Linked DNA regions of Homo sapiens: region 2 is linked to region 1. A link is a loop called in an ENCODE intact Hi-C map of the cell type or tissue named here. Cell type or tissue: mammary epithelial cell. All regions are shown on one strand. Links, peaks and the distances in the headings refer to the core of each region. The heading gives the core; the rest is flanking DNA.

Region 1 (10,636 bases), core at 4,683-7,182:
GAACAGGCTGGCCTGGGGTCTCAGGTGAAGCTCCTCCCCGCCACCCAAAGACAAAGTGACTCCTGAAGCCTGGGAAGTGCCCCACATGCAGTGGTGTGGCCTTGGGCATGCAGCTTGACTCCTTGGAGGCTCGGCTTGTGTATCTGCACAGTGCGGATAACAGTAGCTCTGACCTCATGCGGTGGGTGTAAGACGCTCTCCCGCTACTAAGTATGCCAGAGACACTGTATGCCCTGGCCTTTCCTGGTGTTACTGTTTCCCTGGGGCTGTGGTATGGACCCAGGAACATGACCCCATACTGCTGGGGACATGCAACGGGCAGGGCCCTGCAGCTGAGCTCCCTCCTTCTCACCCTCTGCTGGTGAGCAGGGCCAGGGGCTGAGCACTGGGTTCCCCCACAGGGAGGCCAGGGTGAGGTCAGCTTACCCACAGAAGGCACAGTGCCTGCGGCTCACTGTACTTTTAGGGGCCCACAAAAATAGGTTAATTTCTTTTAAAATCAGGATCATTTCATTAACAAACTTATAGGTTGAAGAAAATGTTTTAATAAATAATATGAATACATTTGTCTTTATACAACAGTCATGAAATATAAATTTTAATATTTTTTATGTGGCCAGCATGAAATATAAATTTTAATATTTTTTATGTGGCCAGGTATGGTGGCTCACATCTGTAATCCCAGCACTTTGGGAGGCAGAGGCAGAAGGCTTGCTTGAGGCCAGGAGCTCAAGACCAGGCTGGGCCACATAGGGAGGACTTGTCTTTAAAAAAAACAAAAATAAAAAACATATAAACATTTTTTGTGGGGCCCATCAAAACCCTGCGTGGCCCTGGTTCAGGGTGGCCTATCAAGCAGGGCCGTGTCCTGTCTGTGACTGGTGGGCCTGTGAGCCCTGAGGTCCCTTGCTGTGCCTTGTATACTGGAGGAGCTCTGGGTAGCCCCCGTGTGAGCAAATGGATGTGAATGGGCCTTGGAAAGCCAAGGGCTCCTGTGCCACACACCCCCCCGGGGGGCAGAGGCGCCAGCCCAGGTGAGACAGAAGGAGACATTTGCCTCTTGCTAAGCACTGGAGTCACTGCTTCCTATGGCTCATCTTGTTTCTTCCTCACAAAAAACTATGAGAGAGGCATTGTCATTATTTTTCAGCTGGAGAAACAGAGTAATTTGCCAGGGACACTCAGTTAATGAGCAGTGGAGTAGAATTTGAACCTAGTCCCGGGCCCACATCCTTAACCTCCATGCTAAATGGCTGCCCCCGGTAGTAGGTTAAGAAGGTAACTTGCTTCCAGCAGGTTGAGGGGCACCTGCGTCCTCCCGGACTACTATGCGATAGACAGATAGCAGGAGGAACTCAGGCCCAGCCGGGGTGGGATGGGTGGGGTCCCCTGGCCTGGGGAAAGCACAAGTCGTATTCTTTTAAAAACTCATTTGCAATGGCTTCTGGAAGCTTTTTTAAAGTATAAAATGAATGGGTGAAGCTTATGGAGAGCAGGGTGCTTTTTGTTGAAAAGTCTCCTGACCACCTCCCACCTTCCCAAAAGCAAGTCCTGTGAGGGAGGAGGCCCCTGTTTCCTTAAATGTGCAGCCGCAGACTAGCTGCACTGCCAGGGAGGTCATTCTCAGGCGCAGAATGAAAAGGGCCCTTTCCTGTCCTGACGCAGAAAAGCTGGATCCAGGCCAAGAAGAGGCAGACTGAGGCCAGACCCAGGGCTAGTGGGATCACCTCTTTGTTTTGCTCCCCCCGACAACCAACATGTAAGTTAAGAAGAGAAAGGGAAATAAATCCTCAGTCAACATCAGAATTATAGGAATTAACATGGCAGAGTAGAAACAGCCAGGACCTGTAATCAGTCGAGCCTGGGTTTAAATGTGGGCTCCAGCATTTGTTCTGTGCCATGCACTGTTCTAGCTACCCCACATCACCTTAACTCATGTAATCTTCACCAGAACTCTGTGAAGCAGGTACAATTATTGTAATTCTCCCCATTCCACAGACAGGAAAACTGAAGGGAACGGTGATTAAGTAGCTTGCCCAAGATCACACAGCTAGTGAGCGACAGAGCCTGGCTTGATCCAGAAAGTTCTGGATCCAGAATCTTCATCTTAACCACTGTTATGCCTGGCACACAGTGGGCATTTGAGAACTGGTAGCACTTGTGATTATGAGTAATAATGTTCACCTCCCCTGCTCCTCACTGTCTGCCAGGTCTCTGCCTCACCCCTACTCTCCAGGTTCCCCTCCTGGCAGGTTAGGGTTCTCAATGGCCTGCCCACCTTCCCTCCTGCCCGGGTCCAGGACTCATCAGACAGGGGCCGGGTCAGCCCTATCAGCTGTGCCTGTCTCTTTCCAGGACCATGGCTACCTTGTACCGTGACCCTGACTGGTCCTCCAAAAACTTGGAGCCTGCTATCTTTGAGGCTCGGAGACATGTGGTAAAGGACAAGCTACCCTCCCTGTTCCCAGACCAGCTCCGCAAATTCCAGGAGGAGCTCCGGCAGCGCAGCCAGGAAGGCTACAGGGTCACCTTTACAGACTTCTGGGGCCTGCTGATAGAGACCTGCCTGGGGGACGAGGTAGGTGCTCGGCTTCTCCTGGGCCCCACCCTGCCCTGGCTGATGCCTGGCTCTCTTTCTTCCTCAGGGGAGTCAGGACTTCCATTGCACACAGGGGATTAGGTTAGACCTGCGGGAGTATCCTTGGGCTGGAAGACCGATAAGGTGTCGGACTCTATGACGGAGGAAGGTGGTGGGATTGTCTCCCGTGTACCCTTTAGAGGATGGCTGAGACCCTCGTGTTGGAGGCAAACCTGCCTAGGGCAGCACGTCCTCTGAGAGCCACGCCAAGACACCTGTGAGGGAAAAACGGGGAGGAAGCCGGGGAAGACTGGAGAGCAGTGACGCCATGAAGCGAGTCTGACCCTAGGGGTGGGGAGAGGAAGAAAGGTCAGGCGGCAGCATCCCAGACCACCATGTGGTCTGCAAGGCCCTTGGAGGGTCCTCCAGCCAAAGCTGGCTGTCACAGGAGTCCCGCGTCTCCCAGAACGGGCCAGCCTCAGTATCCCTGCCCCACTCAGTCACAGGAAGTGCAGCCTCAGCACAGACTCAGCTGTGGATTTCAGAGCACAGCAGCTGGGGTCCTCAGTCAATAACACTCTCTACAGTTGGAGGTCTGCAGGGCCCGTTCTCATGGCCACCAGTGGGCCCAATGAGGTTCCTTCCTATTCTGAGATCCAGTGATCTGACTAATACGTGCCCAAGAAGAGGACCAGCCTGTGTTGGGTGGCTGCTGCTGTGAGAGCTGCTACCCAGCACAGGGTGGTCCTTTTCCTGGACACATGGCACAGCACAGGGATCTCCAAGGGGTGTTGCGATCCTGGACATCAGGGTGGGCTCAGCTGACATCTGTGCCCTTTAGGTTGCACAAGCCGAGATTAACAACTTTTGTTGTTGCCTGGCCCCAGAGGAGAGCTTCCCACCTCTGTCCAGGCCCACGGTTCCCTGCTCCACTCCAAAGGTGTCCGGGGAGTTCTGAATTCAAATCAGAACTTGCCAGAAAGTCATTGCAGCAATTATTTTTTATAATAGTAGGTTCCATCTTCCAGAAAGCCAGACAGTTTGAGCACCTGAGAATGACCGGACCCTCATCTTCAATCTTCCCTCATTCCTTCAATTAAATTACTTGAGTACCTCCTGCATGCCAGGAACTGCGCTGGCAAATGGGGATTCAGAAAGGAATGGGACATGGCTTCCAACCCCAGGCCCTCGCCACTTCTGATGGATCCCACCCACCCTGCCCCTGTGATAACCCACCACTTAACCTGTCCTCCCTATGAAGCAGAGCAGGCAGAGGCCAAGGGCATCGGCCTTGGGATTCAGTCAGGATGGGTTTGAAATTCAGGCCCTGCTCTTTACTATTCCTTAAGTGGGAATTACATCAATAAGTGCTAGTTAACATTTTCAACAATATTGTAACAATCATGAGTGCCGCATATGATGAGGAGGAAGCACCGAGTCTTCCGACATCAGGAGTCTCAGCATTCTGGGGGTTTGGTGGGAAGGAGCTGGGTTCCCAGGAAAGCAAGGGCAGGGTTGTTGTTGAGAGGCCTCTGCTCTTGCGCTCTGGCCAGGACAGGAGCCCCTTTCCCTTGGGCCACCTTGACAATGAATGTGGACCGGCTCTTCCCTGAGCCTGCAGCTTTACTTCCAGGACAGTGGGCTCTGTGATGCCCAGATCTCTGGGCCCAGTTATGACCCTGTTTTCTTTCAAAGGAGACCCACATGTCATTGGGCATATACATGTGTTTGCCATTCCACACAGGTTCTGTAGCCTTTGCACACTGGGGTGACCAGGGTTGGTCACCCAGGAGTCAGCTGCTTGGCCTGGGGTCAGAGCCTGGGCCTCTAAGACCTTGATTCTGCCTCGTTTGCAGTGGCTGATTCACTTTGGGAGGTGGACTGTGGCCCGGGCTGATCTGAAAGGCTCCCCACTCTGGGGATTAGAGTGACCTCAGCAACCATCTAGTGTTCAAGTCCTAAGTCTTTTGTTAAAAAAAAAAAAAAAAAAAAGAAGGGAAGAGGAGGGGAGGGAGGGAGGGGAGGGCAGGGGAGCGGAGGAAGGGAAACTTCTTTTCCCCCAACTTTTTACCCCTCAGTTGAGGGAGCTCAACATGCCAAGCTGATTTTTTTTAAAAAATGGAGATGCTAAACATGGAGCTGCTCCAGTTCTAGCAGAGGGAAGACGATGGGGCAGAAGAGGGGCAGTGCTAGCCTCTCCCACCCCTTCCTCTTTATCTGCTGACCCCTAAGACCAAGACCCTGGGACTCTGAGAGACTGTCCTAAACTGCGGATCCAGTCCCGGCCCCTGTCTGGTGGTGGGCAGCCCGAGGGGGTGGTGCCTATGCCATTGGTGCCCTTTCAGAGTGATTTGGCTGGTGTCAGCTGGGGCCGATACAGCAGCCCGGTGAGCTCAGGAGCCAGGAAGTGGCTGCGGGGGTCCAGATTGTCTTCTCATTCTGCACTGCCTCCCTCACCCTCTGGGCTGCTGCTTCTCTTTAACCATTTTGTTTCCCCACAGAGAAATGAATGCAAACTGTCAGATCAGCGTGCTGCTTTGAGCTGCGGCCAGAACCCCCTGCCCATCTACCTCACCATCAATGTCAAGGATGATGTAAGCAACCAGGACTTCAGAGGTAACACCAGTGGCTGGTGATTTACAAGTGGGGTGGAGGGGGGGACTTCTTGGTGGGCAAAAGCACCCAGCACCTCCAGGTCCCCCAATCCCACTCATCTTTGTCAACCTCTACATCCAGACTGTGCACACAGCTGGAGAAATCACCTTTGCTACCCCAATCTGCCCTGCTGCATGGGTGAGGCCGGCAGGCACTGTCTGCAGCTTCCCTGGGCATGTGTTTAATGACACTGGGGAAGACAAAGGTTGTGAAAGGAAGATATTTCTACGCTGCCCAGAGAGAGAGAGACTCGAGAGAGCTGCCCTGCTTCAGGGTCAGTTTTTGTCCCATTCAACAGGCTCTGAGGTGCAAATGAGCCATCCTCCTTGCAAAGCATGGCAAAGCTGACCCTTGCTACACCAGCAGAAGCTGGCCAAGGGTGCCCCCATGTGTCCTTTGGGGGAACTGCGGCCTCCCTGTCCCAGGCTTTCCAAGGCCTGAGCCAGTGGCTGCAGGCAGGAGGGGGGCCCGGCTGTGTGGACGGCTCCCTGGCCTGAGACTGACCCCCGTCCTGCTGCTTCATGTGCAGAGTGGTTCGAGTTCTCCCCCTACGAGGTGGGCCTGCAGAAGTATGGGGCCTTCATCCCCTCCGAGCTCTTCGGCTCCGAGTTCTTCATGGGGCGGCTGGTGAAGAGGATCCCGGAGTCTCGAATCTGCTACATGCTAGGTGACTGCCTTGCAACTGGCGGAATGACAGGGGGCTGCTGCCCAGTGCTGGGCCACCCTGGGTTGGCCCCTGATTATGTGACACTCGGGGCACTTGCCAGCATTGTCTCATCCTAGGAGTGGTCCCAAGTCACTGGGGACCAGAGTTGGTCTGGGGGCTCTCCCAATTTCCTGGTCTCCAGCAGTCTCCCTGCAGCCTGCTCAGCACCACACTGGGAACAGCAGACTCAGACGGAAGCTTCTGTAACTCCCACCCACTCCCGTCTAGCTTCGGCCAGCAGTGTGCCTGCTTCCAGGGGCCAACCCAGACCTGGGACCCGAGGGTCCAGGGAGACCACAGGGTAAGGGGCAGGGTCACCAGAGAAGCCTAGCCCAGCCTCCCACCCTAAGCGCCTCGGTTCTTCATGAGCTGGGCCCACCGAATGCAGGACCCACTCGAGTTCTTCCCTTCAGAGTCTTAGCTGCGCCCGTCAAAGGGCTTCTTCAGAAACAGACCCACATTCACAGCCCCAACACGCCCTTATTTAAATTAGTTGTCTGTGCCTTCCCCTTCTGTCTATCCCAAACCAACCCATCCTGCAAGATCCAACTCAGTCCCATCACTTCTTCCCCCAGAAGCCCCCAGCCCACGGTGGCCTCTCCTTCCCCTGAACACCTATGCTGATGAGCATGTGGTTTAGAAAACTGTGGGCAAAACACGTGGGCTTGAACTCTGAACTCTGGCTTCTCACTCACTAGCTGTGTAAAGTTGGCCAGATTGCCTCACCTGTCGAAGCCTCCATCTTCTCCTTAGTTAATTAGGCTTAAGAGTAAAACCCACCTTATAGAGATTCCAAATGGGTCAATGTCTAATGCCTACATTTAAAAATCATAATAACAAATAGCATTTGCATTTATTGAGTGCTCGCCATGTGCCAGGTGCTGCCCTAAATGCTTTAGATGTATTCACTGACAGCAGCTGGACTTAAACTCAAAGCCTGCACTTGCCAGCATTAAATCCCTGCCGGGGCTGTGCCTTATACACCTTTACGTCTCCCGGCACTGAGGGGAGGGAAGAGAAGAGCTGAGAGCTGAGCCCCTCAGTCACTGTGTTGAGCTGCAGTGGGAAGGGGAGAAGGACATGGAAGTCTGAAGTCTGTCCCGCCTGTGGAGCAGCCTGGCTTGCGTGGGGTGGGGGGGTGGGGGGAGTGGGGAATCAAATGTCAGTGTGGGGCCTGGGGCTGCAGGGTGGAGCTGCTCACGCTGGCCCTGGCTCCCAGGCCTGTGGAGCAGCATCTTCTCCCTGAACCTGCTGGATGCCTGGAACCTGTCACACACCTCGGAGGAGTTTTTCCACAGGTGGACAAGGGAGAAAGTGCAGGACATCGGTGGGTGACCCCGGCTTTCCCTCATGGCTGGGTGATGGGTGACACCGGCTTTCCCTCATGGCTGGGTGATGGGGGGCGGCCCCCGGCTTTCCCTCATGGCTGGGTGATGGGGGGCGGCCCCCGGCTTTCCCTCATGGCTGGGTGATGGGGGGCGGCCCCCGGCTTTCCCTCATGGCTGGGTGATGGGGGGCGGGGTGTGGACCACAAACCGAGGATGAGGCCCCCTGCCACATGTTTCCGCATCGTCACCTATGGCCTAAGACGTGGGAGGGCAGCTGGGGCTACAGTGTCTTCCCTGCCTGGAGGGGAGGGTGACTGTAGGTGAGTGACACCAGCGCCAAGGCCTGGAGGCAAGGCTGCCAGCACCCAGGAGAAGTGAGGAGAGTAGGGTCTATAGCAGTCACAGGTCACTCTTTGAAACTCCCTGTCCTCTCCAGGACGCTTCTTAGCTGTCTCGCTCCCCCTCCCTCTCTACTACCTCTCTGCTTACTCCATGTCTCTCACCTGAATCCTCCTAACCCCAGTGCCAGGACCTTGAGAGCCCAGCAAGGAAGGTATGAGCTGCTTTTACAGTGCTCACCCCTGGGTGCCAGGCAACCATGTGGGGCTTCGCATAGGCAATCTGGGGACTCCACCTCTCATGACCTGCCCTTCATCCCTCCCTCCCCTGCAGAAGACGAGCCGATCCTGCCTGAAATCCCCAAATGTGATGCTAACATCCTGGAGACCACGGTAGTGATCCCAGGGTCATGGCTGTCCAATTCTTTCCGAGAAATCCTTACCCATCGGTCCTTCGTGTCTGAGTTTCACAACTTCCTGTCTGGGCTGCAGCTGCACACCAACTACCTCCAGAATGGCCAGTTCTCTAGGTGGAAAGGTAACCCTACCTGGCTACTCCTTGAGGCCTGCCTCCATATGGAGGAGGAAGATGTGGATGTCAAGGCTGCCATGGATAAAGAATAAGAAAACTTCTCTGGCTATGTTCACTGGGCCAGGCACCTCTCTCCCCATGGTGTTTTCCACATTTGGTGGTGTCGTCTTGAACACTGTATGTGTCTGGCAGCAGGGAGTGGTGTGGGTACTTAACTCACTGCATCTGTACAGTCATTCTATACAGAATCTGTACAACAGTCCTAGCAGGTAGAAGTTGGCCCCATGTTACAGATGGGGAAACAGGGGGTCTTACTTTCTGCAGTTGTGTTCTGGGGATGCCCTTTAATGTGAGTGGTGCCAGGCACAGTGGCTCATACCTGTAACACCAGCACTTTGGGAGGCCGAGGCTGGAGAATCTCTTGAGTCCAGGAGTTTGAGACCAGCCTGGGCAATATGGTGAGACCCCATCTCTTAAAAAAAAATTGTTTTTAATTAGCTGGGCATGGTGATGAGCACCTGTAGTCCCAGCTACTTGGGGGCTGAGATAGAAGGATCATTTGAGCCCAGGAGGTCAAGGCTGCAATGAGCCATGATCACGCCACTGCACTCCAGCCTGGGCAATAGAGCAAGACCCTGTCTCAAAAAAAAAAAAAATGTGAGTGGTGCCCGCTTGGAACTGGGCAGGGATGGCCCAGCTCAGGAACCCCCAAGTGGTAAGCAGCAGAGCCAGGCCTTAAACTGTGGTCCTGCAGCGTCAGCTCAGTGCCGCCTCCTCTGCTGCTGAGGCCCTAAGGCATTGACTTTCGCCTTCTTAATATTTTAATTGGCCGTGGCCTGCAAATGGCTGCTTCAGCCTGGCCTGTTAAGCCTCATCCTCACCATCTGGGGCCAATGGGACAGCTGACTCAGGGCCCAGGGTTTACACTATTTATGGGGTGGTCTTAAGCCCCTTATACCCCACAAGTATCAATATCCCATAAAAGACTAGCTAAAAGCCCAAGATAACGCTGTTCTTCCTCAGCCACCCAGAGGGCACTGGAACTCAGTGGGCGTCCTGGTCAGGCTGAGGCGAAGGATGCTCCAGACAGGGCGCTCCGTCCCCCCAAGTGCCTCTGTCCATTGGCTGTCAGGGCACCAGGTGTGTTGGTAACGGGAAGGCTTGGCTTTCAGACACAGTGCTAGATGGTTTCCCAAACCAGCTGACCGAGTCCGCGAACCACCTGTGCCTGCTGGACACTGCGTTCTTTGTCAACTCCAGCTACCCGCCCCTCCTCAGGCCAGAGCGAAAAGCCGACCTCATCATCCACCTCAACTACTGTGCTGGGTCCCAGACAAAGGCAAGTGCGCAGCCTCCCTCCTGAGCATGGGCTGCAGCCTCTCCTAAGATGGGCCCCGCAGTCAGTGGCCTCACTCGCTGTGAACTGGGAAGAGGCATGCTCTAGACAGCCCCCAGAGAGCATCAGAGGAAGCCAAGCAGCAGTCATGATGGGAAGTCAGACACCCAGAACTCACGGGCAGCCAGCTGGCTCTCACACCATGGTGCCCATGTTGACTTAGCAAATTCGAATTTTACTCTTGCCTTGGAGCATTTGCCATATTGGGCAATTCTTCAGCTACAAAAAATGAGTTTTTAAAAATAACCTTAGTAGAGCCCATTCCATTCAAGAGCTTGTAATATCCTATTTTCAAAATGATCACACTCTCCCTTCCCCCAGGGTATATGACCCTCCATGAATTACACTCAAGTGCTCTCAGGTGGGAGGGAAGCCTGGCGAGAGAGGAGGGCACTTGTCAGAACCAGAAGTTTTTATTTTTTTAATTTACTTTGGAAAGTTCTATGTGTATACAGTTCTACCCTGAAGCCAGGCGAAGTGAAGTGTACACAGACCAACAGGGCAACAATGAAAACAATCTAAGTTTGTAAATGGGTAACAATGCACTTTCCTACGTGTGATCTTGTTTGGCCCTTACACCAGCTCTTGGAGGGAGACGGCACAACTGCTATCATTTCTCATGTTATGGATGAGGAAACCAAGACACAGAGAGACTTGCTTAAGATCACACAGCTAGTGAGCAGAGGAACGAGGGGCAGAACTGAGGGGGTTCTGACACTCTAAGGCAGTGCTCTTCCTGCGACATCATGCTTTTAGAGATGCCCTTGCAGAGTCTTTTCTAGCCCTGTACTACTGTCAGCTCCAAAGCCCATGCACATCCCACAGGGGCCTGGGCAGCTCTGGCTGTGTATAGCCTGGTTCCAGTCGCCCTTCCAGGCTACCCACCACATCCACCCAAGTCTGTGTTTGGATGCGAACACCAACGAAAGGGCTTTTGTCCATTTTACTTGGGGAAGCAGCTTGCAACTGGAGGTGCATCCACCTACTGCCTCGGGCCTTTTGTCCTGACCTGGCTTTAGTCTCAAAATACCATACACTGGCAAAGCAGTTGGGGAGCTGAGTTGTTAGCTGGGGAAATCAGGAAGCTGGGGCTAAGAACTCTG
Region 2 (10,636 bases), core at 8,137-10,636, 95 kb before region 1:
TCCTTTGCCTCATATGCAGACCTCGCTGGGCTTCTAGAGCTGTGGCCCTGAGACCCAGGCCCAAGCTGGATCCAGACAAGCAGCTCCAGACTGGTGCTCCTGGAAGAGGCTCAGCCTGGGGCAGGGCAGACACTAAGGAGCCCTGGGGGAAGATGAGAGGGACCCCTCAGTGAAGGACCACACTGTTGCCCCAGCCTGAGGTCAGGTGGATCCACCCACGAGTCAGACATCAGCGGACATTTGGATGCGGGGGAGTCCACGGATGCAGGCCAGTGGAGGGGCTGGCGGCCCTGGCTCCACCACCCGTCCCATCAGGAGCCCTGAGCCCAGAACGGCCCATTGTGGAGGCTTCTGGAATATTTCCCCCTTTAAACTCATCTCCCTGGCGAAGGCTGTGCCCCTTTCCCCTTTTCCCTCAGCCTGCTCTAGGTCTAGCTCCTGGGTAAAACAAAAGCCTAAGTGTCAGCAATTTGGGAGCCTCAGTCGGCCCCACACCTGGAAAGCACCTCGCCTCCAGCTGGCATTCACAGGACTGAGTCCCCAGGACCAGGTCCTCAAGCTCCAGCCTTCAAGTCGGTTCCTGTGGTTGGCAAGCTTCAGCAGCGGTTTAGCCTAGCCTCATTTCTGCTGGAACAGGGGCCTGGAACCTGCCCCAGAGCGGGACCTGGGCCAGCAGGCTAGGCTGGCCATCCGGGACCTGTTCTGGAACGTGCCTGCCGTGTGGTCCAGGAGACTCAGCCCAGCCTGAGGGAGGTGCAGGGCCTGGGGCTGTGCCCAGGGGTTCCACTCCTCTTCTCTCTGACCTCCTGCATTGCCCCACCACAGGGCGCCAGTGCCAGCAGACGACAGGGTGGGTCTGCTCATTTCTCTCTTCCTGCCGAACACCCAGGATCACGGGCAAGGATACTCTGGACCCCAGCTGGGGAGACCCAACCCCCTTAAGCTCTCTTGGGCCACATCTCCCAAGATGGGCACGGGGCAGCACAGAGCCTCTCACAAAACTTCCTGGCAAACGTGTGCCCTGGGCCTCTCCACCGGAAGAAGGATGGCCCAGAGCCTCTGGGGTCCCTGCGCAAGGTTCAGAGTGGCTGAGACCCTCAGCAGGGAGGCATTCGGGGGATCCTACAGGTGACTGGGCTGACGAATTTCCTCCAGAAGCCTCCGGGTTAGTCATCAATTAAGGAGGTATTTCAGATGGGAGGAGCTTTCAGAAGGGAATGTGACGCCCCTATGCCCTCAGGGGAAAAGATTCATATCAGTTAAAGTGTCGGTTATCTCAGTAATCATATTAGTCAAATCTGTGACAAATCTATGAATATCTGTTAGTCAAATTAGACAAATCTATGAAAATCTAGTGTCTAGATATCCTAGATATCCGTGGGGCAATGAGGGAAGAGTTGCATGCTTTTCCAAAGAAGCAAAAGTCCTGGGAAGGTAGAATAGACGGGGGTTGTGAGCTCTGGCCTGGAAGTTTGAATTCTAACTCTGTCCCTGCTAACTCTGTGACCTTGGGCAAGTTAGCCTCTCTGAGCCTCAATTCCCTCATGTAGAAAATGGGAGGAAATGGGAGTACTGTCTTTTGAAGCTGTGGGAGGATAAATAAAGTTACAGTAGTGTAGGGACCAGCCCCACAGGGTCGGTGGGTCTCTCCCCGTGTGCGGTGACGAGAGAGTTTAGAAATAAAGACACAAGACAAAGAGATAAAAGAAAAGGCAGCTGGGCCCGGGGGACCACTGCCACCAATGCGCGGAGACCGGTAGTGGCCCTGAATGTCTGGCTGTGCTGTTGTTTATTGGATACAAAGCAAAAGGGGCAGGGTAGAGAGTGTGAGTCATCTTCAATGATAGGTAAGGTCACGTGGGTCACGTGTCCACTGGACAGGGGGCCCTTCCCTGCCTGGTAGCCGAGGCAGAGAGAGAGAGGAGACAAAGAGAAAGACAGCTTACGCCATTATTTCTGCATATCAGAGACTATTAGTACTTTCACTAATTGACTACTGCTATCTAGAAGGCAGAGCCAGGTGTACAGGATGGAACATGAAGGCAGACTAGGAGCGTGACTACTGAAGCACAGCATCACAGGGAGATGGTTAGGCCTCCAGGTAACTGCGGGCGAGCCTAACGTCAGGCCCTCCACGAGAGGTGGAGGAGTAGAGTCTTCTCTAACTCCCCCGGGGAAAGGGAGACTCCCTTTCCCGGTCTGCTAAGTAGCAGATGTTTTTCCTTGACACTTTTCGCTACCGCTAGACCATGGTCCGCCTGGCAACAGGCATCTTCCCAGACGCTGGCGTCACCGCTAGACCAAGGAGCCCTTCTGGTGGCCCTGTCTGGGCATAACAGAAGGCTCGCACTCTTGTCTTCTGGTCACTTCTCACTGTGTCCCCTCAGCTCCTATCTCTGTATGGCCTGGTTTTTCCTAGGTTATGATTATAGAGCGAGGATTATTATAATATTGGACTGAAGAGTAATTGCTACAAACTAATGATTAATGATATTCATATATAATCGTATCTAAGATCTATATCTGGTATAACTATTCTTGTTTTATATTTTATTATACTGGAACAGCTTGTATCCTCGGTCTCTTGCCTCGGCGCCTGGGTGGCTTGCCACCCACACGGTAGGTAATATGGTTAGTACAGTATTGTCACCCTACAGAAAGACACGAGAGAAAATGATCTCTATGTTGTGTTTACTCTGGAATGAGAAATGACTGTGGCTCGGAATGTGTCGAATGACAGGCCGCCAGGGCAATTGTGAGGGAAGGGGAAAGGGAAGCTTTTACTGGAAAAAAGGGGGAGGCTCACAGAAACTGCTTGGAAACAGAGTTCATTGGTTCCAGAGCTCAAAGCCAGAGTTGTCAGTTCATTGGTGGAGATGCTGTTACTGGGCACGTGTTTTCTGAGAGCATCTTATCTGAATTATTGCAGTCCTAATGGATGTCTAGTGATGAACCTTGTCAACTCATCTCCCTGGCGAAGGCTGTACCCCTTCCCCCTTTTCCCTCAGCCTCCTCTAGGTCTAGCTCCCAGGTAAAACAAAAGCCTAAGTGTCAGCGATTTGGGAGCCTGAGTCTGCCCCACAACTGGAAACTGCCTCACCTCCAGCCGGCATTCACAGGACTGAGTCCCCAGGACCAGGGGCTGTGCCCAGGTGTTCCACTCCTCTTCTCTCTGACCTCCTGCATTACCCCACCACAGGGCACCGGTGCTAGCAGGGAACAGGGCGGGTCTGCTCATTTCCCTCTTCCTGTCAAAGAGGGACTTTGGCATGAAGGATGTGAAGCTGTTTTCTGTGGGGTTTGTAGGAAGTCCTTGGAAACAACTCTCATCTCAGACATGTAAATACGAGCTCTGCTCTTTCATGCGTTCCCAGCCCTAATTTGTCGGGGTCTGACAAAAGTGATTTCATCCTGGTATCTGCAACATTCACAGTGCCTGAAAACATGGCAAATACTTAATAAACAGTAGTAGCAATAGCAGTTACCTAAAAACTGCTTACTTTATTCCTAAGCAGTCTGCAGGCATTAACATTTTAAGCCTCAGAATACTATGTGAGGTCAAAACTATTATTTCCACTACACATGAGGAAACAGAGGCACAGAGAAGTTTAGTGACTTGTCCAAGGTCACACAGCAAGTAAGTGGCAGGGCCAGGGTTTAAATCCAGACAACCTGGCTCCAGAGTCTGCCTTTAAGCCCCCGTAAAGACCAGTCATTGTAATCACTGTCCCAATAATACCATGTTCTGGGCACTCCATGTTAGCGATGATCTTAGAGGTGAAGAGAATCGGGATTTTTCTCTAGGGAAAATAACCTGCCGGGGAATGGTGGGCTTTCTGAGGTTGAGAAGCTCTCAGTGATGGGAGGGAGAAATGAACCACAGTGCTTAAACCCGGGATGGTGACTGGCTAGACAGTGAGTAACTGGGGCCACTTCTCAGTAGCCCAAGTGACTTTAGAGCAGCCCACAAGCTGTGGACCTGTGGAGTATCAGCCTGGCCGGGGGAGCAGGGGAGCGAGGCTGGGCTGCCTCTGCCCTTCACCTGTCTTGTCTTGGAGCGGGACATTCAAACTCAATACCCTGCAGGGCCCCAGCATCCCAGCCATCACCTCCCTGTGGCCGGCAGTGGTGGAATCTGAGTGAGGGGAGGAAATGGAGCTAGATGTCCCAAAGTTCATGAAATCTCTGCTGCTGACAACCTCTATAAGGCTTAAGGTTTATAGAGTTGACATGTTGCTGGTGCCACTGGAGTTAATCCCCAAGAAGAGAGAAACAAATCTACCTTGCTCGGGGAGGTCACATGTGCTCTGCTGGGAAGCTGCCTGGAATGATAGGACGTTGGCATGGAACCACAGAGAGGAAAGATGCAGGGGCAGGGCCACCAGGCATATGGCTTTGCTGTGGCCCATGGTCCTTTACAGTTTTTGGTGGGGAGTGGAGATTCAGGTCCCCGTGGGTGCTGAGCCAGCCCCTAGCAAGCAGCATCTGTGCAGAGCGGGTACGAGTCCTTGTGGGCACCGAGAACTTCCAACCACATGCATGGAAGTGGGTCTGGTCACGGGAGAGCGCAAAGCAGGAAACACCTCTGGTTTTATCACAACAGTCTCCCAGCTATGCGATATCAAATGTTCACTGTGCAAACACTGCACTGGCTTTTGGCTCCCTCAGGGTCGGGGAGGAGCGGGTGAAGGGACATAGGGTCTGAGAAGATCGTACTTACTTAATGGGGAGTCTAACCTGGTGGCAGAGCCGCTGAATGGCAGAAGCCCCAGCACGGGTTTTTTTCTGGAATGAAGGTGGTCTCTGGGTTGTTCAGCAGGGCCGCCACACTGCATGGCTCCTGGGGTTAGCATTTCATAGGCCTTCATGTGCTTGGTGCCTCCTGGGGGTCCTGCCATGCTGTGGCCCTGCAGGATCCCCTCCTGGCTGGGGCTCCCACTGCCCCACTCCCCGGCACAGGCAGTGTTCCTTCCTGACAGCCCCTGTTCTAACAGACCCTCTGGACATGGGCTCTTTCTGCTGGGGCCACGTGCCTCATAGGTGGTCCTCCTGGGAAGGCTCCCTTCCAAGAGGATGCAAGGCCAACAGCCTTCCTTGGGGTCAGCCCACAGGAAAAAATGCCATTTGCCCTGCCAAACCGATTTGAGTAACCTCACATCAAAGGGGCTTATAAGAAACCTGTGCCAGATGCCCAGAAAAAGCCGTGCTGCAGGGCTCAGGAAGAACAGAAACTCCAGGGCCCTCCTGATCGTGGCAGTGCCGGGGACCTCAGCAGTAGGGTGTGGGGACACCCCCAGTGCTCTGACCCCAGCAGGCCTCAGCCACGCCCCTCTGGCCATCTGCTTTCCCTCCTGCCACCTACTCTCGGCTCATCTTCTCCTCCAGCTTCTGCCCACTCAGCTGCTTCTCCCTCACACCTGGGCTGTCTGTGGCTGATGTGGCCTCATCAGCATCTTAATACACAGTGGCCTTTCACCCACAGCACCCACTGCTCCCTGTGATGGCTGGATGCTCTTGGAGTTTCCTCATTCATACCCCTTACAGTGCAGATAGCTGAGATCCAGGGTAGCGCCTGTGGACTGGGCTGCTGAGGCTCACCCTCCCTTAAGTCATATGCCTGCTTCCCGTCCGGAAGGGCTGAGGGGTGGGCAGTGCTGGCAGCAGGGTCACCAAAGGTAACCCTTGTTTTGCCAAAGGGCTGCCCTCCCTGGGAGCTCTGGGAATGGCTGACATCTAACTGACCTCTGTGGTTGCCACTCCTTGGCCCTCACTTCCTTGCTCTGTCCACTACCCATGTTGCTCTGTTCCCGAAGGGGAAGGGGTTCCACAAATTCCACATCTGGGTGTGCTGCTATTCCCTGACTGCTGCAGCCCAGAACCATGACCCCCAAAACAGAAGTGGACAAAGGCTCTTTGGTCCCCAGAGGGTGTCCCCGGAACGCCTGGCAGGGGTGTCAGCACCACCAAGTACCAGGAGAGTGGTGAGGGGTGTCGGCAGCCCGGGCTGCAGCTCCAGGCATAAGGGAGGGAATGCAGGAAGGACTCTGGAGTTTGATTTTCTCTTCAGGGGGAGGCCTCTACCTGCTGGCAGCTCACAGTGAGGGTCCTGGAGGCGCGGAACCTGCGCTGGGCTGACCTGTGTGAGTAACCGCCCTGTGCGCTCTGTCGGGAGCAGGGAGGACCAGATCCCATAGGAAGGGCCAAGACGAGTGCCCTGGGGCTGGGCTGGGTCACCTGCGGTGACCGCCAGGGTCTTGGTAGGAAACTGGCATGGCTCATGGAGAGGGGTGTGGGGAGTACTCCCTCACGAAGACTTCCTTAACCTTGGCAGTGAGTGAGGCCGACCCTTACGTGATCCTACAGCTGTCGACCGCACCTGGAATGAAGTTTAAGACCAAGACGCTCACCGACACCAGTCATCCTGTGTGGAATGAGGCCTTCCGTTTCCTTATCCAAAGTCAGGTCAAGGTGAAGGCCCGGGACTCCTGGCCACTCCCTTGTGAACGGGCTGGACCCCCATGCAAGGGTTCCTGGGGTAGAGCATGCTTCCTCTGGGGCTGTCAGAGAAACTCTCAGCAGTAGGGGGTCTCTGTGCCCTGGCCTGTCTGTGCTGTGTGCAAGGGAATGTATGAAAGAATGAACATGGTCCTTTCACCAACTGGCTGTGGGACTGACTCCCACAAGCTGGGTTCCTCTCGAAGCCCAGCTATGAAACAGAGACAGTAAGAGCCCCCTCCTGATCAGGTCACTGTGGGGTGAGATGAGATAATGCGTGGAAGACCGTGAAAGATCACCAGCACATACCTTAGGGTGCACCTCAGGGAGCCAGAAAAGCCAGGGAGAGAGAGACACACAGACAGGGAGAGAGGAAGAGGGAATTATTTGACAGACTTTTATGTGTTTTGTTTTGTTTTTGAGACAGAGTCTTGCTCTTATTGCCCAGGTTGGAGTTGAATGGCGCGAACTGGGCTCACTGCAACCTCCGCCTCCCAGGTTCAAGCGATTCGCCTGCCTCAGCCTCCCGAGTAGCTGGGATTACAGGCACCCACCACCATGTCCAGATAATTTGTTGTATTTTTAGTAGAGATGGGGTTTCACCATGTTGGCCAGGCTGGTCTCGAACTCTCGACATCAGGTGACCCACCCACCTCAGCCTCCCAAAGTGCTGGATAACAGGCATGAGCCACCATGCCCAGCTCAGAATTTTATGTTTGATAAAAACAAAAATTAGAAGGAGGAAATTTGAAATTTAATAAGATTTCCTTATATTTAAGTTTTACAGTTTTTTTTTTTATTTTGAAGCGCAGACGTGTGGTGGCATAATGATCTTCTCTGACTCTAGACATCAAGTAAGGGCTCAACAGAGGTGAGCTACTCTCACTATGAGCAGGTAAAATGCTAAGTCGCTGTTCCTGGTTCCTAGAATGTTCTGGAGCTTAGCATCTATGATGAGGACTCAGTCACGGAGGATGACATCTGCTTCAAGGTTCTCTATGACATCTCAGAAGTCCTCCCTGGCAAGCTGCTCCGGAAAACCTTCTCCCAGAGTCCCCAGGTGGGTGGGTGGGTGGGGAAGTCCCCGTGGGCCCCACTTCTTCCAACTCCAAGCTGAGGAAGTAGCTATTTCTCCCACCTGTTGGGAGGCTGCTGGGGTGAACTCATTCACAGAAAAATCTAAACCCCTTTTTAGATTTGCATTTTAATAAGCAAGGAAAAGGCTTCACTTTACAGTTACAGGCTGAATCACCCAGTGGAGGAATTTTAGCCACCTGTGGCAGGAAGGCCACCCCTCAAAACACAGCTCAGCATCCATCACTCCTGCTGGTGGTGCCAAGGCCTGCTTTGTGAAGGCCTCACGTCCCTTCCTGCTGCAGCCTGGGGGTGGGGACGGCAGAGTTCGGGGGTCTGGGCCCTCCTCAAGAAAAAGATATGGGTCCTGCACATCATGCCTCCTTTGGCTGTGCTCCTTGTCTTCCCCTTCAGTCTTGCCCAGAGTTGTGGGACCTCCAAGGGAGGGAGACCTGTTCTCTGCAGACTTACTAGCTGTGGGCAATGTGGGCAGGTAGCCCATCTGGCCCCATACCTCAGTTTCCTCATCCATAAATTGGAAATAATTGTACTAACGTGCCTCCCTTGGAGACCGCTTGAGAGGATGAGATGACACCTGTAAAAGAACTGTGTCAACTCTGAAGACACAGGTATGTGCTGATGACTTGCTCATGCTCTCTGATTTCAGGGAGAGGAGGAGCTGGATGTGGAGTTCCTGATGGAAGAAACGTGAGTAATGTCACACAGCCCAGGGAGTGTCTCAGGACTCAGGCTCTGAGGAAATGGCCCTGACCCAGATCTCCCTGTGGTCAGTCCAGCCTGACTGTCCCTCATCTCCTACCCCTGCCAGAGAGGTCGGGAGTGGGGCGGGGCTTCTCTTAGGGAAACACAGAGAGGAAGGCCGATGTTTTCTCTCTCTGCTCTCTCCCCTCCCCTCTCCTCCTGCAAAGCATCTCCCCTTGTCCCTGAACCGAATCCAGGACTTACAGAGCCCTCAGCATCACCCAGGGAGACCCCACATGGGCGGGAGCGGGAGGTCAATGCAGGAAGCGTTTGCCTTTGCATGGTTTGATTTTTCCAGGTCAGATCGCCCAGAAAACCTCATCACCAACAAAGTCATTGTGGTAAGCACCTTCCCCAGGCTTAGGGGAGGGGCCCCAGAGCAGACGCTTGGGGAGGGAGGGCAGCTGCCTGGGGTGTGGACCAGCAGGGACAAGGAAGGGGCAGGGCTTCGTGGTAAAACCACCCCTAGCCTTCCAGCCAGGTGGTCACCTGTGGCTGTGGGTCTTGGAGGGGCCTGGAGCTAAGGGGCGCATAGAGAGAGGGGAGGCAGGGCTCTGCTGAGAGGAGGTTCTGGCCCACGGCTGTTCGGGGTGCTTCCGGAAGGTGTTTAGTCACCTGCGGTGAACTCATAGTTCTAGGGATTGACTGAGTGCTTCCCTGGGAAGCGGTGAAGAAATCAGGTAGGCCAGGCCCACCTTCCGGTTGTTCACGTTGAGGTCACCGAGGCTCAGAGGGAGTTCCCAGGGCGGTGTACTGCCAACCTAGGAGGATCAGAGGCTCAGGCAGCTAGCTCCTCCTTGGGACTGGGGAGAGTCCTGGTCAGCGCTCCTGACCACGGGCTCACGAAGCTGCAGTGGACAGAAATGGCCGCAAGGTGGCGAGCGGGCGACGCGCTCGATTATCACAGTGACCCAGACCAGCAGCACAGACCTGGGAGCAGGCGGGTCCAGGGTCACGGGCGAAGGCACCTAGAGCCCAGCATTTAAGCTCCTAGGGGCTGTTTGATGGACGGGTATTACTTTTAAAAATACACATGAAAATAAAGTCAAGCCGATGGCACTGCCTCTTAGGAGGTGATGGAGACACACAGCAGGTGGGCAAATTCAGTGATTGTGTGGAGCGTGGGTGGCGGGCATCTGCTGGTATGCTTCACAGACAGCATGCAGAGGCTCCCTTGGCAAGGCCACGGGGGCCTGGCCTTGTCATTGTCCCCCAGTTAGGCCACAGAGGACAGCCAGGAGACGTTCTGAGGGTTTGTCCGACGCCCCGTCTACCCTCCTATGGATGGGCGGCTTGCTTAGATTATTTGGAGTTGTGGTAGAATACCTCCTCCAGCTCCAAGCCACAGGGAAACAAGAGAAGAAACAGCTGTGTCTGAGGGCTGGGCGCTCTAGGAGGTTTCGGGAGTTTGGCAAAGCCAGGGGAGCTGGAGGGGAGGTGTGGAGCCAGGGCCCTCCTGGCTGCTGCGGAATATCAGGTTCAGCCGCGGCAGAGGATCGGCAATGGGATGAAGGGCCTCTGCAGCCAATCCCATCCTGAGCCCACACAACTCCTTGTGTGTGTGGTGGATTTGGGACAGTGGGTCTCAGAGGGTTGAGGTTAAGGGGACCTCAGCTTACCCTGCAGAGGCCCCTGCCCATGATGTGGTCTTCCCCAGGCCCGAGAGCTGTCATGCCTGGATGTGCATCTGGACAGCACAGGGAGCACCGCTGTGGTTGCAGGTGAGACCAGCTTAGAACCAGGCCTGGACTCTGCCTGGATGTGGGGGTGAGGAGGATTGCTGGGAAGCCTGCGCAGGGCAGGAGGCCAGCAGCAGGGTAGAGCTTGCCTCTCTCTTCTCACCCACATGGCACAGAGGGCCACGCATCTCCGCTGGGCAGGAGGGTCCCCTGACCTGGGGGAGAGCATGTTGCAGAAGGCAGGAGTCCGGGATGGGGGGTTGTGGGGCCCCTTGGGCTGGGAAGGGCCCTTTTCAGAATGCTGTTGACGATGGCCCAGCCTCCCAGGCATCCTCTGAATCCAGGTGGTGGTGCTGCTGTCCCAGGTCCGAGCTGGGGTTCCGGGCTCTTGTTCTCATGCTAACCCGCCTACTCTCTCCCTAGATCAGGACAAGCTGGAGCTGGAGCTGGTGCTGAAGGGGTCCTATGAGGACACACAGACATCCTTCCTGGGCACAGCCTCTGCCTTCCGCTTCCACTACATGGCAGCCCTAGAGACAGAGCTGAGCGGGCGCCTGAGGGTGGGTCTTGGCTCTAGACCTCGTTTGCAATCCTAGGCTTGGGCAGCTCCAGCTGCAGCGGGCCCC

Evidence for each region. A loop is a pair of places that touch in the nucleus more often than their neighbours do. Peaks named below come from ENCODE experiments on the same cell type or tissue, not always from the same donor. Only the 100,000 strongest peaks of a DNase experiment are listed, where the experiment ranks them.
Region 2: it touches region 1 in a loop (7-fold over the local background); 39 of 110 quality-filtered maps call a loop at or near these places.

The regions. Positions count from the first base shown.
Region 1 is chr15:41,984,679-41,995,314 of GRCh38, reverse strand. PLA2G4E (phospholipase A2 group IVE) reads left to right here. Exons shown (of 20, transcript NM_001395548.1): 13 at 2,356-2,578; 14 at 5,080-5,194; 15 at 5,763-5,900; 16 at 7,159-7,266; 17 at 7,940-8,143; 18 at 9,310-9,476. All of the region lies in intron 3 of PLA2G4E-AS1 (PLA2G4E antisense RNA 1), which reads right to left. Among named protein-coding and RNA genes, the nearest start is that of PLA2G4E-AS1, 17 kb to the right of the region's middle. In mammary epithelial cell, for the core only: a CTCF peak has its summit at 5,620 (motif pointing left); a DNase peak (open chromatin) is centred at 5,594.
Region 2 is chr15:42,083,132-42,093,767 of GRCh38, reverse strand. PLA2G4D (phospholipase A2 group IVD) reads left to right here. Exons shown (of 20, transcript NM_178034.4): 2 at 6,068-6,140; 3 at 6,332-6,468; 4 at 7,424-7,555; 5 at 8,237-8,277; 6 at 8,630-8,672; 7 at 9,989-10,052; 8 at 10,434-10,570. Among named protein-coding and RNA genes, the nearest start is that of PLA2G4D, 6.1 kb to the left of the region's middle. RefSeq lists enhancers at 1-381, 1,356-2,330, 8,362-9,561, 9,506-10,121 and a silencer at 9,043-9,337. In mammary epithelial cell, for the core only: a CTCF peak has its summit at 9,187 (motif pointing right); a DNase peak (open chromatin) is centred at 9,057; H3K27ac peaks cover 807 bases.